3 separate regions of the Homo sapiens genome follow, and regions 1 and 3 are each linked to region 2. Evidence: chromatin contacts called from ENCODE Hi-C or POLR2A ChIA-PET data. All regions are on one chromosome and are shown on one strand. The core of a region is the stretch at or near the end of the contact, and the rest is flanking DNA. Distances in the headings are between cores, read along the strand shown. Region 1 overlaps FOXO1 (forkhead box O1). Region 2 has its middle 160 kb from the start of LINC00332. Region 3 holds the start of ELF1 (E74 like ETS transcription factor 1).

Evidence for each region. Hi-C counts contacts between places; a loop is a spot of excess contacts on that map. ChIA-PET counts read pairs that join two places held with the same protein, here RNA polymerase II (POLR2A). Pooled maps may share reads with other maps.
Region 1: a loop to region 2 is called in a map with no recorded cell type, with 10 times the contacts of the local background. The contact joins two enhancer-like sites. A Hi-C loop is called at or near these places in 10 of 37 single-sample maps with no recorded cell type and 9 of 50 pooled maps.
Region 3: a pooled map shows a loop between it and region 2 (2.2-fold over the local background). The contact joins the promoter of ELF1 here to the enhancer-like site in region 2. A Hi-C loop is called at or near these places in 6 of 50 pooled maps. POLR2A ChIA-PET finds 5 or more read pairs at or near these places in 2 of 52 experiments (MCF 10A and activated CD4-positive, alpha-beta T cell).

Annotation. Positions count from the first base shown.
Region 1 is chr13:40,587,906-40,592,385 of GRCh38, forward strand. All of the region lies in intron 1 of FOXO1 (forkhead box O1), which reads right to left. Among named protein-coding and RNA genes, the nearest start is that of FOXO1, 76 kb to the right of the region's middle. RefSeq lists enhancers at 1,804-1,863, 1,874-2,113. Within about 2 kb of position 1,891, at least 20 of the 41 ENCODE cell types and tissues checked have a DNase peak (open chromatin) inside an H3K27ac peak, as active enhancers do.
Region 2 is chr13:40,023,622-40,028,148 of GRCh38, forward strand. No RefSeq gene overlaps it. Among named protein-coding and RNA genes, the nearest start is that of LINC00332, 160 kb to the right of the region's middle. Within about 2 kb of position 2,775, at least 2 of the 41 ENCODE cell types and tissues checked have a DNase peak (open chromatin) inside an H3K27ac peak, as active enhancers do.
Region 3 is chr13:41,017,661-41,022,085 of GRCh38, forward strand. It overlaps ELF1 (E74 like ETS transcription factor 1), which reads right to left and starts at 1,656. Exons shown (of 9, transcript NM_172373.4): 1 at 1,568-1,656. RefSeq lists an enhancer at 1,541-1,650.

The sequences.
Region 1 (4,480 bases), core at 641-3,140, 560 kb after region 2:
AGGTTGACTTCCAGGGGTAAACTTTAAGGCCTTTCATGTGAAAGAGAGTCAATGCACTAACATTTTCGGGCTAGAACGGCACTTTTCAAATTGCATAACACAGAGTACAGAGCACTACTGCATTATGCTCCATATCCTCACATCTGCTATGGTGCGGGAGGAAGCCCAGGATAGAAAGGATTCAATTCAATTAACAGAACCTTGGGAGTTCAGGCAAGCAGAATCCTACATTTAAATAAATGCCCATTTAACCCTAAAGAAACTGAGTAGAGGAGGATTAGGGAGTGCTCATCTTCCACCTTTCCTCTCCAACAATCAAGGTGTTCCTTGCTCAGGCTCTACTTACAATTCCCTGAACTGCACAGTCAGGAAGTTTGAGTGTATCTGCACAAGACTTCTCTAGCTTCATTACCAAACCTTGAGTCACCTGAATCCGAACAGGCCAACTGATGTTTTAAGTGGAACAAAATTCCCTGCCTACCTTTTCTTTTTCCATTTATTGGGCTAAAAAGGTAGTGAAAATGTGGGCGGTTAAACCCTCCATAACCATCACTAACAGAAGCAAACAAATGTTCACAGAATCCCAAAGTCCAGGAACAAATTATATTTAAGTTTTCACCCTTAAACTGAGTTTAAGATTTTGGGGGGGACATTTACTCCAAGCCAAAAAGTTATCCTAAGAAGACCCCTCACTTACAGGGGCTGGGAAGCACTATGATTATTTTCCTGTTATCCATCTAATCTCAACCCACCCCGGCAGAGGCCCCAGCCTAATGAACAACCCTCAACCAAATCTTCCTGAAAGAATTCAGAATGAGCAACTATGGAGGTCTCCTTGGTAGAATAAAGGGCCTGTCCCTCATAAAGACAACATAAAAAGAGTCAAGGACACAAGTGATTTAAAAGTGTCACTGATTGACCAGGAGTGATGACTCACTCCTGTAATCCCAGCACTTTGGGAGGCCGAGGTGGGCAGATTGCTGGAAGTCAGGAGTTCAAGACCAGCCTGGCCAACATGGTAAAACCCCATCTCTATTAAAAATGCAAAAATTAGCCAGGCATAGTGGTGCATGCCTGTAATCCCGGCTACTTTGGAGGCTGAGGCACAAGAATCACTTGAATCCAGCAGGCAGAGGTTGCAGTGAGCCTGAGATCGAACGACTGCATTCCAGCCTGGGCGACAGAGCGAGACTCTGTCTAAAAAAAAATAAATAAGTAAATAAATGAAAGTGTCACTGATGCCAACTGTCCATAAGACAGTCAAGGCAGACCATCAAGAAATGGCTGCAAGAATATTCTACATTCAAAGACATCTCAAAAGTAACTATCTATTCACATAAACAGTTTAATACAACTCAATCCAATTCTTGCCAATTCTAAACAAGAAAAGACTGGCATAAAATATAAATCTTCTCCCCAATCAAGGCCAACAATGAAATTAAAGAAAAAAAACTCTCACATGAGTACAGTCTGTATTATTTATAGAAACAACTTTCATATCCATTTCAAGTTACTTAAATTCAAAACTTGCTAATAATAGAAACAGTATGTAAGTGTCACTAAAACCGGAAACTGCTGCAAAATAACAGAATATTTCAGAGTCAAATTCAAGGATCTGTGTTGTAAAATATTTCGTCTTTGTTACTCTATCAGCATTTAATTTATAAAAAGTGAACATGTTCTACTTTGGTTAATTAACCACTAACATAAGTCAAATAATGAATGCTGCTGCCTCCTAAATTAATCAGAATAGATTAACAGAATCCTTTGAGCTTATTGTTTCAGAACAAATTTCAAAGCCACCACAGTAACTTTCTGGAAGTTAAGAAAGAGGAAATGTGCTTCTCATGTCAACAGCAGAGCAGTTTTCAGGAGTCCCATTGTTTCAGTGCAGGGAGCTCAGCTGTCCTGGACTGTCCTGAGTCAAGACAGGAAGAGCTGTCAGACTTCTGGGGCTGATCACTCAAGCATGACTGGACAAGACCAGAAGCAGCAGATGTTTAAAGGGTGATGGGAAACAACTATGCAAAGAAGGAAACACTAGTAACTTGAAGAGTTACCAAAGCCTCACTCTGTTGACATAATTTGCAATCAATAAATACGTTTTAATAAAAGTCTGCAAGTTTGTACGATGGGAGCCTCTCTCTCCCTGCTGCTGTGGCCCCTACCCAACTCCTCCCAATAACAGCAGTACTATTTTACAACCCCTAGAGCAGGTCTTAAAATGTAAGAGAGATTTTAAAACCATCATTTCTGTCCAAGAATGACTATTCTGGCATAGTGACGCAAAGAAAAGCCATTCAGATAAACAAGAAACCTATTCTCCAAGAACAAGGAATTGGATTAGACTAGTAATATCTAATAACATCTAAGCCCAATGATGCAAACAAAACAACACAACAGGAATGTGTACTATACTATGGGCCAAATGCCGCAAACAGAAACCTTCTCCTTGCTAAGACTCTTCGGTCTCTTCTTACATAAAGACTCCAGGCAATTACTGTCCCCAAAATAGCTTTCTTTCCAAAATGACCATTAACCAAATGCCCCTCTTGCGGAGTTACAGAAGAGGATAGATGTCAAGTGTTCCATCAAGTGGAACAAGAACTAAAATATGGAACCTTGAAACCACAACTGCTGATATACCAAGGATGAATCCCAATAAACCAGAAAACTCACTCAAAAGTTTAGTTTTCCATCTCCACAGCATGGGTTATCCCAGCAGTCTCAAAGGCTCACACCTGTTTCACTGGCTCAGCTTTGCCGTCAACGGGAGATGTGGAGATATGCTGCAATATCGTTCCAGTTTCAATAACATACCACGCTGGACTAATGCCTTCTGTGTGGCTTTTTTTTTCTTTTTTAAGAATATCAAAATGCTAGGGGCTTGAGAGAGATTTAAACATTTCACCTGGTACAAGTAGCATTAGGACTTTCAAAAATACCAAATTGTTCACATCACAATGTTTCACTTAACGCTACACTTTACGAGCTGGCCATCAAAATCCTCTTCTACTTCATACCTACTCTCCTCATTTATCACTTTCTGGTTTCTAAGGTACTAAAGTATTGAAAAAGAAAAACACAATGCTCAGGTTCTGGAAGGCCTCTCGGAGGATGGGGCCTGGGGACAGATGGAGGACCCCTTTATACCAAAGGCAAGAGGACTAGCAGTCCCAAGTGGAGAGGGAGGACTGCTTCAGAGTTCAACAGAGGTCCATCGTTTCTGATCTGCAAATCAGCTCAGAAATAAAAGAGACTCTTCCTGCCAAAAAAAATACAAAGCAAGAAGGGGAGCAATGAGAAATCCAACAGGGTCAAACACCTTGAAAGGGGGCAAGCTGTAGCTTGCTGCTACTGCTAGGAGGGCAGCAGTGTTGAGTTTCCTAGCCGGGTGGCTCCCACGTTCTGGACACGGCACCATGAGGAGGTCTAGGCAGAAAGTAGCTCATAGGGAAGAGGCAAGGCTCACAAAGAGAAGGATCATCAGCAGTGCACTTCAGTCAAAGTTGGTGCAATTGAATTTTGAGCAGCTGAAGGTCCAGAGACCTCCAGGAATGGAGAAGTACAAAGCAGCCAGAGGCCCAGAACAGGAAACCTGGTGCCATACTTACTGGGCAGGCCAGCCAGGTAGGGCGCCCAAGAGGGATGATGGAAAGGACAGACAGCAGAGTGGAGACTAGCAGATGATACATTCTGGGTGGCTATAAATAAGAACGCTTTAGACCATAAAGGCCAATTGTTTTATAATTTTACTAGTCTTGTTACTTTCATAAAACTATAGCAAAAACTACTAAAAATATATATATTTTTTGAGACAGAGTCTCACTCTATCGCCCAGGCTAGAGTGAGGTGGCTCGATCTTGGCTCACTGCAACCTCCACCTCCCAGGTCCAAGCAATTCTCATACCTCAGCCTCCTGAGTAGCTGAGATATTTTTACAGCTGTGTGCCACCACGCCAGGCTAATTTTTGCATTCTTAGTAGAGACAGGGTCTCATGATGTTGGTCAGGCTGGTCTCGAGTTCCGGGCCTCAAGTGATCCACCCGCCTTGACCTCCCAAAGTGCTGAGATTACAGACGTGAGCCACCGCACTCAGCCCTATTAGAAATTTTTTGTTTCTACAGCTCCATAAGTAAATTAGAGCTCTGCCAGTAGATTAAATGAAATAAATCACTACACTTGAATTCTCACAAACTGTGACATCTGTATCCTCACCCATCAACACAACCTGTATATTACCTATGCATTACTCTTCCAAACTGGGTAAACCAGAATGTGCAATCCCCATCTTATTCAATCTTCATGCTACTCTGATCTCCAATCTCCAGCACTCCGCTTACTAAATTCCAGACAAACTAATTGAGGACCTGTATCCTGATCATGATTTAAAAAAAACAACTTCATCAAAACTCAGGACAGAGAAAGTTGCTCTCAGCTCACTGTACAATTTGTTTTGTGAACTAGACCTGCAATATCT
Region 2 (4,527 bases), core at 1,525-4,024:
AAAAGCTGTGAGTGGTAAGTGGGTTGAAGAAAGCTCTGAACTAAGGTAACAACTCCGCATCTGGAGGTTCTGGTTTTTATTTCTACATGTGCACGGGAGACAATAATTCTCATAAAGATTAATCACTCCACAAGTGTTTTGAATCAGAAAATAATGAAGAACAGAACCTGGGTTCTGGCTTCGGAATTTGCTACAGCCCATCCAAGGGTTGTTCATAAGCTGTATTCTTAGAGGATCATTGTGCTAATTCCATTAGAACTAATTTTTCTTTTCTTTGAAAACTGCATTGTGCATTATCAGGCTGAAATCTAACAGAACTATGCTGTCAAACATTCTGTACAGCAAACAATGATGTAGAAACATCAGAGTAATCTCTAAACAAGAAATTCTTGGGATTCTGCAGATGAAGAGTGAGGTGCCCAGTGTAGGAAGGGACTGACTTATCCCATTCTTGACTTGTTAGCCCCTGACATGGAGAAGTTAAGCTCCAGAGCTTTTTCAGTGCAAAATACTCCATTTTCATTAATTCCTTGGAATTTGTGATACATGGGATATAAGTTGCATGTGCACTTCTGCATGTCTGTGTTGTGCATGTATGTGCATTGTGTGTGCGTGCATGAACCTAGGTAGAAGACCATAAGAAGTGTATAGAAGAGGAAAACTCTAAGAGGAAACACTACCAAGGTTCATGTTGAAAGGAATACTGAGTCAATGTTATTCTAGGCAATACACACAAATTTCAACTTAGAAACTGGCAGGTTGATTATATTTTTCAGATGAGCAAAGTGCATACTTTCAGAATGATGGGAGACTATTTCAACATTAATTTTAACAGGTCTTCTTTATTGATGAAAAAATGCCAGGCTCACCCAGACTGAGCTGAACCACCACCATTTGATCTGGAAAGAACACATGCTCAAGGGACCAGGCCACTCCCTGGTGAGCCAGCCTGTATTTTGGGGAAGAGATGGTTTATTTGTTAAATGATATGGCATGAGCCACAAATCTATTAGATTTTTTGCTCTGCTTTATTGCAGATTATTTGGGCAAACTCCACTACCCCTTTCTGAAAGCCATGAAGCATCCACAGCCAGCCAGCCTTCACAGTGCAAGAAAGAAATACTTGACATAGTCAAGCCTGAATCAGGAGTCAGCAACTCAGGTTTCAAACTGACTTTGGCAATTTCCTGACAACTCTTTGCCTTCATTTTCCTATCTGTGAAACAGTTTTGCTCATTTTGCTACCCTTAGAATAAATTCTACAATGTCTATGAATCGATTTAAGCCCCTTCCTAGAATGACAACTACAGGAGGCTGCTTCAAGGGTGTTCGTGTAGCCCAAACCTCCCTTTTCTGAAAGAAATGCCTCCCCCTGCACAGGACTGGACACCAGGAGCCAGATCACTCAAATGATGCTAGCCCCTGGCCATAGTTAGCTGAGTCAAAGGTGGATCAAGGAAGCCAATCTCTAATTAAGCTGGACCTACTAGTGTCTGTCTCTCTTGGGACAGGTCAGTTGGTTGGGAGCCTGAGACTGGGGAACGATGCAGAGACAAGGGTTAGGCAACACATTTCTGACACTCTTCCAGAAAATCAGGAAAAAACAGTCTGCGAAGAGAGAAAAATAATGCTGATATCCAGAGAGAAGTGGGGATGAGCAGCTGCTTGACCCCCAGGGAGTGATGCTGGGAGGCATTGCCTTGGTTCCTGACTCTACTCCAGGTCTTCATCCAGACCTTCTGCTCCTCTAACCTCATATCCTTTCAACAAATCCCACTTTTTAGCAAACACTCCTTGGTGAGTTTCTGCTACTTGGAACCAAACGATCCCAAGCCTGAAATCACATACTCCTCTGAGTTGCCTATCTCAGAAAAGCTAGCAATGTCATTGACAGATAAGGTCCTTTGCAGGAACACTGTTGCAGCTGGAGGTCATTATCCTAACTGAGTTAGTGCAGGAACAGAAAACTAAATATCATATGTTCTCACTCATAAGTGGGAGCTAAACATCGCATACTCATGGACATAAAGATAGGAATAATAGATGCTGGTGACTACTAGATGGGGGAGGGAGGTCACCAAGGGCTGAGGAACTAACTGTTGGGTACTATGCTTAGTACCTGGGTGATGGGATCATTCATACCCCAAACCTCAGCATCACGTAATATACCCATGTAACAAGCCTGCACATGTACCCTCTGAATCTAAAATACAAGTTGAAATTATTTTTAAAAAAGGATTATTAACAAGACCTTTTTATTTAAAAAAAATTCTTTAACATTCTTTCAGAACAAAACATTAGCATCCAGCTTGTTCTTGGACATTCTTGTCTGTTAAGGTTGAGCCCATTTAGGCAAATTACCCTAACATGAAACTGAGCAGAATTCTCAACAGAAATCCAGGGCTCAGCTATTAGTAGAGTTTTAATTTTTGTTATAGCATTGAAAGATGACCATTCTCAAACCACTACACAGCTAAGCTGGGTTTTGACTCCTTGACAACTGCATAGCAAATTGGTCCACATGAGGAATTCTGGCTCTATTAATCAGCTGTGGCTGCTCCATGTCAGTGGGTAAAATGCGGATGTCATTCAGGGTGCAGATGGCCAATCCAAATGATGTTTTCAATGGCATGAAATGAGGCAAAAGAACTTGAAATTGAGATAAGAGCAGCCTACCACCACCGTCCAGCCTTCACTGGAGGTGTGAGAAGCCAGCCTGTTTCTGTTCACAGGGAATTTAGGTGAATCATGACCATTTCTGTCCGCGTGAGGTTGAAAGTGAAACCCTATTCAACCCTCAAGATTTGCTCAACCAAGGGCTGATTACGGTGGGAAGGAAAGAACAGAATTTACTCATCAATAGTCCTAGACCTGTAGGCAGAAACCTTTTCCTTTGTGGTATCTGGCTCATCATCATCAAAGAGTGTGTTTCTCTGTGTGTGTGTGTGTGTGTGTGTCTCTCTCTCTGCCTCTGGTCTTTCTCATTTTATCTCTGTGTGTATGTGTAAACACACACACATATAAAAACATATACATAAATTGTGTATATATAATACATATGTACAGTATATATGTATATATTATGCAGGGCCAAATGATTATTATCAAAGAGATTATTAAAAATGCTGTTTTATCCTGCAACTTCTCAAAGAGATGAAGCTTCCAAATTGATATCTACAAGAGGTGTTGTCCTGTAGGTGCTATGAAGCACTCATATTTCCCCACAGAAGAAGTGTGGTTAGTAGGAAAATGAAAGTATTTTGAATTTCTCTTCACTGGAACTTAAGGGGAAACCCAGGAGACGTGCCTTGCTTCTTTCCCCCATGGCTCCAGCTGAGGACACCCTGTCATCAGGACACGCCTGCCCCACAGAGCAGCTGCAGAGAGGACCCTTCCCATATCCCCGGCCTCCCCAGTCTGTTCTCCTGCTGACCCCTGCCTTGTTAGCTGGATAGCAGATGCTCCCTCATCTAGCCAGCGACAAGCAGAGGGCATTCTTCTAAGAAAAGTGCCAAGAATCATTCCTTCTCTAGAAATGTCACCAGAGTCCCATGTGAAACAATAATAGGGACATTGATTTAACATCTAGGCATTTTGATTTTAAGGGCTTGTACCTATGGTATTTGCTTATGCTGGGGCTTCCTGAGTCCCTAAATAACCTTTCCAGTCATTTGGGGCTGAGTGATGATCAACAATGTATCGCAAACAGGACTTCTCATCAGTTTATTAAAAATTCATCCATCTTGGAAGATCAGTCAACTTCAACATAAGAAGATCCATTTTTGGGGATCTGACTTAGCTCACAAGTAAAGTGGGCTTTCTGGAAAGTGAGTGCGTAAATGGCCAAATGTAACATAAACTCCAGTGAGCTGTGCAAGCCACTCACTGGAGCAGATTGCTCAGTGGCCACTCATTCTGATAATTAATGAGTCTTATTTTGAACTGCAGTGACATCGTATAAACATGGATGTTTTTTCCTTCTACTTTATTAAGAAGGAAGAAAATAAATTAAACCTCCTGGCAACAAATGAATGAATATGTTATATTTTTTAATATCCACAGCCTTACCCACAGAAAGTTTATTATATGATGGGCTCTCAAAATGAATTTTAATATATGCCTTTGGATCATTTATCTTACAATTATCACCACAGGGATTTTCATGGAAAAATAACATTTTCTGGCCAGGCATGGTGGCTCACACCTATAATCCCAGCACTCTGGGAGGCTGAGGCAGGCAGATCACCTGAGGTCAGGAATCCAAGACCAGCCTGGCCAACATAGTGAAACCCTGCCTGTACTAAAGTTACAAAAAGTAGCCAGTGTGGTGGCAGGCACCTATAATCCCAGCTACTCAGGAGGCTGAGGCAGGAGAATCGCTTGAACCCGAGAAGCAGAGGTTGCAGTGAGCCGAGATTGCACCTCTGCACTCCAACCTGGGTGACAGAGTGAGGCTCCATCTCAAAAAAAAAAAAGAAAAGAAAAAACATTTTCGTGGCAACCCCTGATATGTCTATTCCCCATGGA
Region 3 (4,425 bases), core at 406-2,905, 990 kb after region 2:
ACTTTAACTGTACCAGCTTCTTAAATTTAAGAAACCAAATTCCTCTACTTCTCTTTAATAAATAAGATCTTAATTATGCCGCTTATTTGTGTGCCTCTTGATTTTTCTCTTATGGATCACCACCTTAAAAAAGTTAAAAAAAAAAATAGAAAAGTCTTCATTAGATTTTTCACACAGACCAGACTAGAAGTAAATACAGCTTTTGCTTACTCAAAGGCTGACTAAACCAGCAATATGCAAACAAAGATGATAGCAAATGGCTCAGCTGAATTGGTAAAATGTCCGCTGTGTCTTTCTTGTAAGACCGCAAAATTGAGATCTGTTAATATCAACAATCCTTACAAAAGAGTAAGAAATAATAACTGATTGCCTTTGTCTCTTCCCTTTAATCTGACAGGCCTTCAAGCACTTAGTAAGTGCATAGCAAATTCTCAAAGAACTAGCTAAATATCATTTTGGTCAACAAGAAATGATTTGGCAAGTTTTATATCCAAAAACTTTATTTTTTGGAATCACTGCATATTCCAATTTTATCTTCATAAATATGTTTCAGAAATAAAATACTACTGCACTCATCTTTACAGAGCACCTAGAACTTTAAGGCACAGTAGGATGTATACTTGCCAGCCAAAATCTCATAACTACAATGACAAGTACTTCAGGAAAAGACTGAGCAATCTTTTCATTTACAGAAGGTTTTTAATTCAAGGCAGGCAAATTTTAAGAACAGTAATACAAAAGGAAGGCCAATACTCATCACTTTTTCTTTTTACACAAAATTGAAATAACTACGTTTCCTTAGAAGACAGCTTTACTTCTAAGGTTGTTACTCAGAACAAGTTTTCAGTGTGAATTATAAAACTTCATTTTTTTCTAATAGTAAATGAATCATTCTAGTCTTTCTTCCTCTATTTAATATTCACTTTTACTTGTTATCTAAATAATCTAATATTCATTTTTACTTATTATCTAAATAACAATTCATTTAAATTTCCATTGGGTTTCCAAAATGAAACATTTAATATAATTTCATTAACTTTAAAAAACAGAGAGGGAGAAAAAAATAAATAAATAACAGTCAATGAGCAACACCTATGGCTGAGTTGTCCCAAAACTTCACCCTTAGCTAAAATGCCAAAACAAAGCCACTGCCCCTGGATATTTAACATCTATATCACACAGGAATAATACGGTTTACTTAACTGTAACTTCAACTACCCCAAAAAATACAATTAGGTTTTTTAAATTAAAATTTGACCTTAGTTTGCTTTGTGGTACTTAAAAACAAATAAACAAACAAAAAACCTCTTTTATTCTTAAATTACATAGAAAAAAAATCACAAAGACATACAAAATGCTTTAGCAAGAAGATCTAAAACTTTCCAGAATTTCAGTGCTTTGTTTCCCCCTAGCAATTAAGTTCAATCAGGCATGTGACTGACCACACACATTTTATCAGAGGGTTAAAGAACACATTCAGCCATGTTCTTCAACAGGTAAGAACCACCCTCTGTTTATCAGCTCAAGAAAAAGCCAGAAGCAAACATACAAAATTGTAACAAGTTACCTTCAAGTATTCTTTCTCTATCGTCTTTTGAGCTTGAAAATAAAAAGCAATCCGACAAGTTTTAGCTGTTAAAATGGCTCCTGTAGATTGGGGAAGTGGTGTCTGTGCTTCAGCTTATGAGTCATACATGAAACCAAGTGTTTCTAAGGGAGGCACGCCCATGTTGCTGTGGACCCAATTATTCTGCTAGGTCAAACATGCAAATCTGCAGGTAAAAACGGTATAGGAAAGTGGGGATGAAGAGGCAAGGAGCAAGATCTACCTTGATTAGACCATTACTAAGCTCATATTAATTGCCATAATTTAAAACTAACAATAAAATAGAGTAAGAACCTACAAGGGAGCAAAATTAAAAACTATATATTGTTTTAAAATATAAAAATCTCAATTTTTAAAAGTTGCTTTACTATATCAAATAAAACTGTGAAAGGAAAAAAGTATGAAAGGGGATGGAAGGGAGATAGCAAACTCTGTGGCTCTTAATGTAACAATGGACTGGTGAGTGTAATCTGGCTACTCATTAACCCTCATATGAAAGAGATATATTGCTATGTAGTCTGGAAAGGCTAGCAAACTACAAAGCCAGATGCAGATCTGTAAGTTCACTAAACAGATAAAATCCACTAGAAAATTCAAAGTTCAGTGGAAAAATAAGTGTGAATTAAACTGGTTTACAGAATTTTTAAAAACCCACACTCCAATGTTAGGAATTTAAAGTCCAACAAAGCAAAATGATTTTAAATAAACTGCAAGCTTGATAAAACCCTTTTAAAAAAGTATTGGTACGATCATAGTTCATAACTCTACTACTTCCAAATGATAGCTACAGTTTGACTTACCTTTCAAGCAAAATTTTCTACATGTATTTCAAGCCTCTTGTGCCAGGCACCCTGCTACAGCTCCACTGCAATTGTGGCAAGGCCAACCTAAGGGGACAACTGTGGCCAGTGAAGCTCTGCCTTCCAAGTCAGAATACATCTGACAAAGTGCCCAAGCCACTGAAATATTACTACACCTACTTATTCTGGCCTCTGGGTGAATACTTATTAATTTATTCTAAGAGCTTAAATTAATCAAAATGGCTTGAAAGCACTAAGTACTTCCAAAGCGCTTGAAATGATAAATGCAACTCAATAGATAGCCTTCGTCCTGGTATCTTACAAAAAGTAAATAGGATTTAGCAAGGTTTTCTCCCTTTAGTTAATTAGTTGGGAGTTTATTCTGGCTTACCAGAGGCATAGTTGAGAGCACAAGCTGTCACTGACTTAGGAACTTTACAAAATGCTGCAAAACAGCAATGATTGTGAACCAACTTTCTGCCTGCTGTCTATTTATTCCTTACACTGAAGATTGCTTGGTTTATCCTTTTACTGAAAAATAATCTCCATGGTTTTACAAACTGTTAATTAAAAATTTATTAAAAAGAAATATAGACCATGTTTTCTCCTGTCAAATGTCATATTTAGCTTACTTTAGTTCACTTACACAAAATGACTATTCAGAGCCCATGCACCAAGAAACAAGGTCCGCTGAGCAGTCACGGGAGATTCACTTGTTCCCTGGAAAGTTCCCCCCAGGTAATTTTCCATATCTGAAATTTATTTTAGATAACATGAATGTAAACCTAACAATTTGATTATCTTCTTTTGGCTAATTAGAAATAAAAACTGTAACAGGTAAAAGAGGGCAACAGTATTATAAAAGGATGTCAGAAAAAGTGAAATAGCTGATAATGACATTAAAAAAACCCACCTTACAAAACTAAAAATAAACATAACTTTAAAAGTATTCAGATATGAAGCCATTATATAAGGTCAGTAAGTTGTAATATTCCCTAAGTATATTACCATACACTAAGTGTCTCCAAGTCAGCATTAGTTTAAGACAGGCCTTCGAAAGCCAAAGTGTGTAACATCAAGTGTGTGAGATGTTTTATGTAGAACAGGTATCTAAAAGGATAAGCTTCTGCTATTGAGAAAATCCATTTATATAATGCACCTCATTACTTAATAATGGCAAATATTCCAAACATAATTTAAAGGAAGTACTCTGGCCACCAGTAATGTGAAGAGAATTAAAGGGAAAATAATTACACCTCTTCAACAGAAACAAATATCTTAGCTGTTCCTAAGGAGATGACTCCAGAGCTGCCATTACAATATATTATCCCTCTGCCCAGGGGTATCCCTATTAGCATTATTCTATCACCTACAGGAACTGGATCCTTGTTCTATTTACAGCCCCAATAAGTCAATCTCTGCATATGAGAGGATCAAAGAGAAAAAAAAAGGCAAACAGTTTGACACAGGTTCTAGTCAATCTACTTGGGTTTCAATCCCAGCTCTGCTACCTATTAGCTATGTAATCTTGGGCAATTACTTAACAATCCTGCATCATAACTTATTTATCTATCATTTAGCCTAATAGTATCTACCACACAGATTATGAGGATTAAAATAAGTCCACACACTGCTATCCAGACTACATAAAGCACTTTCACAACTCAAAAATAGGAAAACAATCCAGTTTTTTAAATGGTCAAATCTGAATAGACACTTCACTAAAGAAGTCATACAGATGGCAAAAAAAGTACATGAAAATATCTCAACATCAATACTCAATAGGGAAATGCAAATTAATGTGACACCACCACAACAAAACAAAACAAAAACCACCAATAATACCAAGTGTTGATGAGAACATGGAGCGACTACAACTCTCATATATTGCTGGTGGGAATGCAAAAGTTTAGCCACTTCGGAAGATAGTTTAGCAGTTTCTATAAACATACACTTATCACATGATCCAGTAATCCCATTCCTAGGCATTTACCCAAGAGAAATGAAGATATGTGTCTA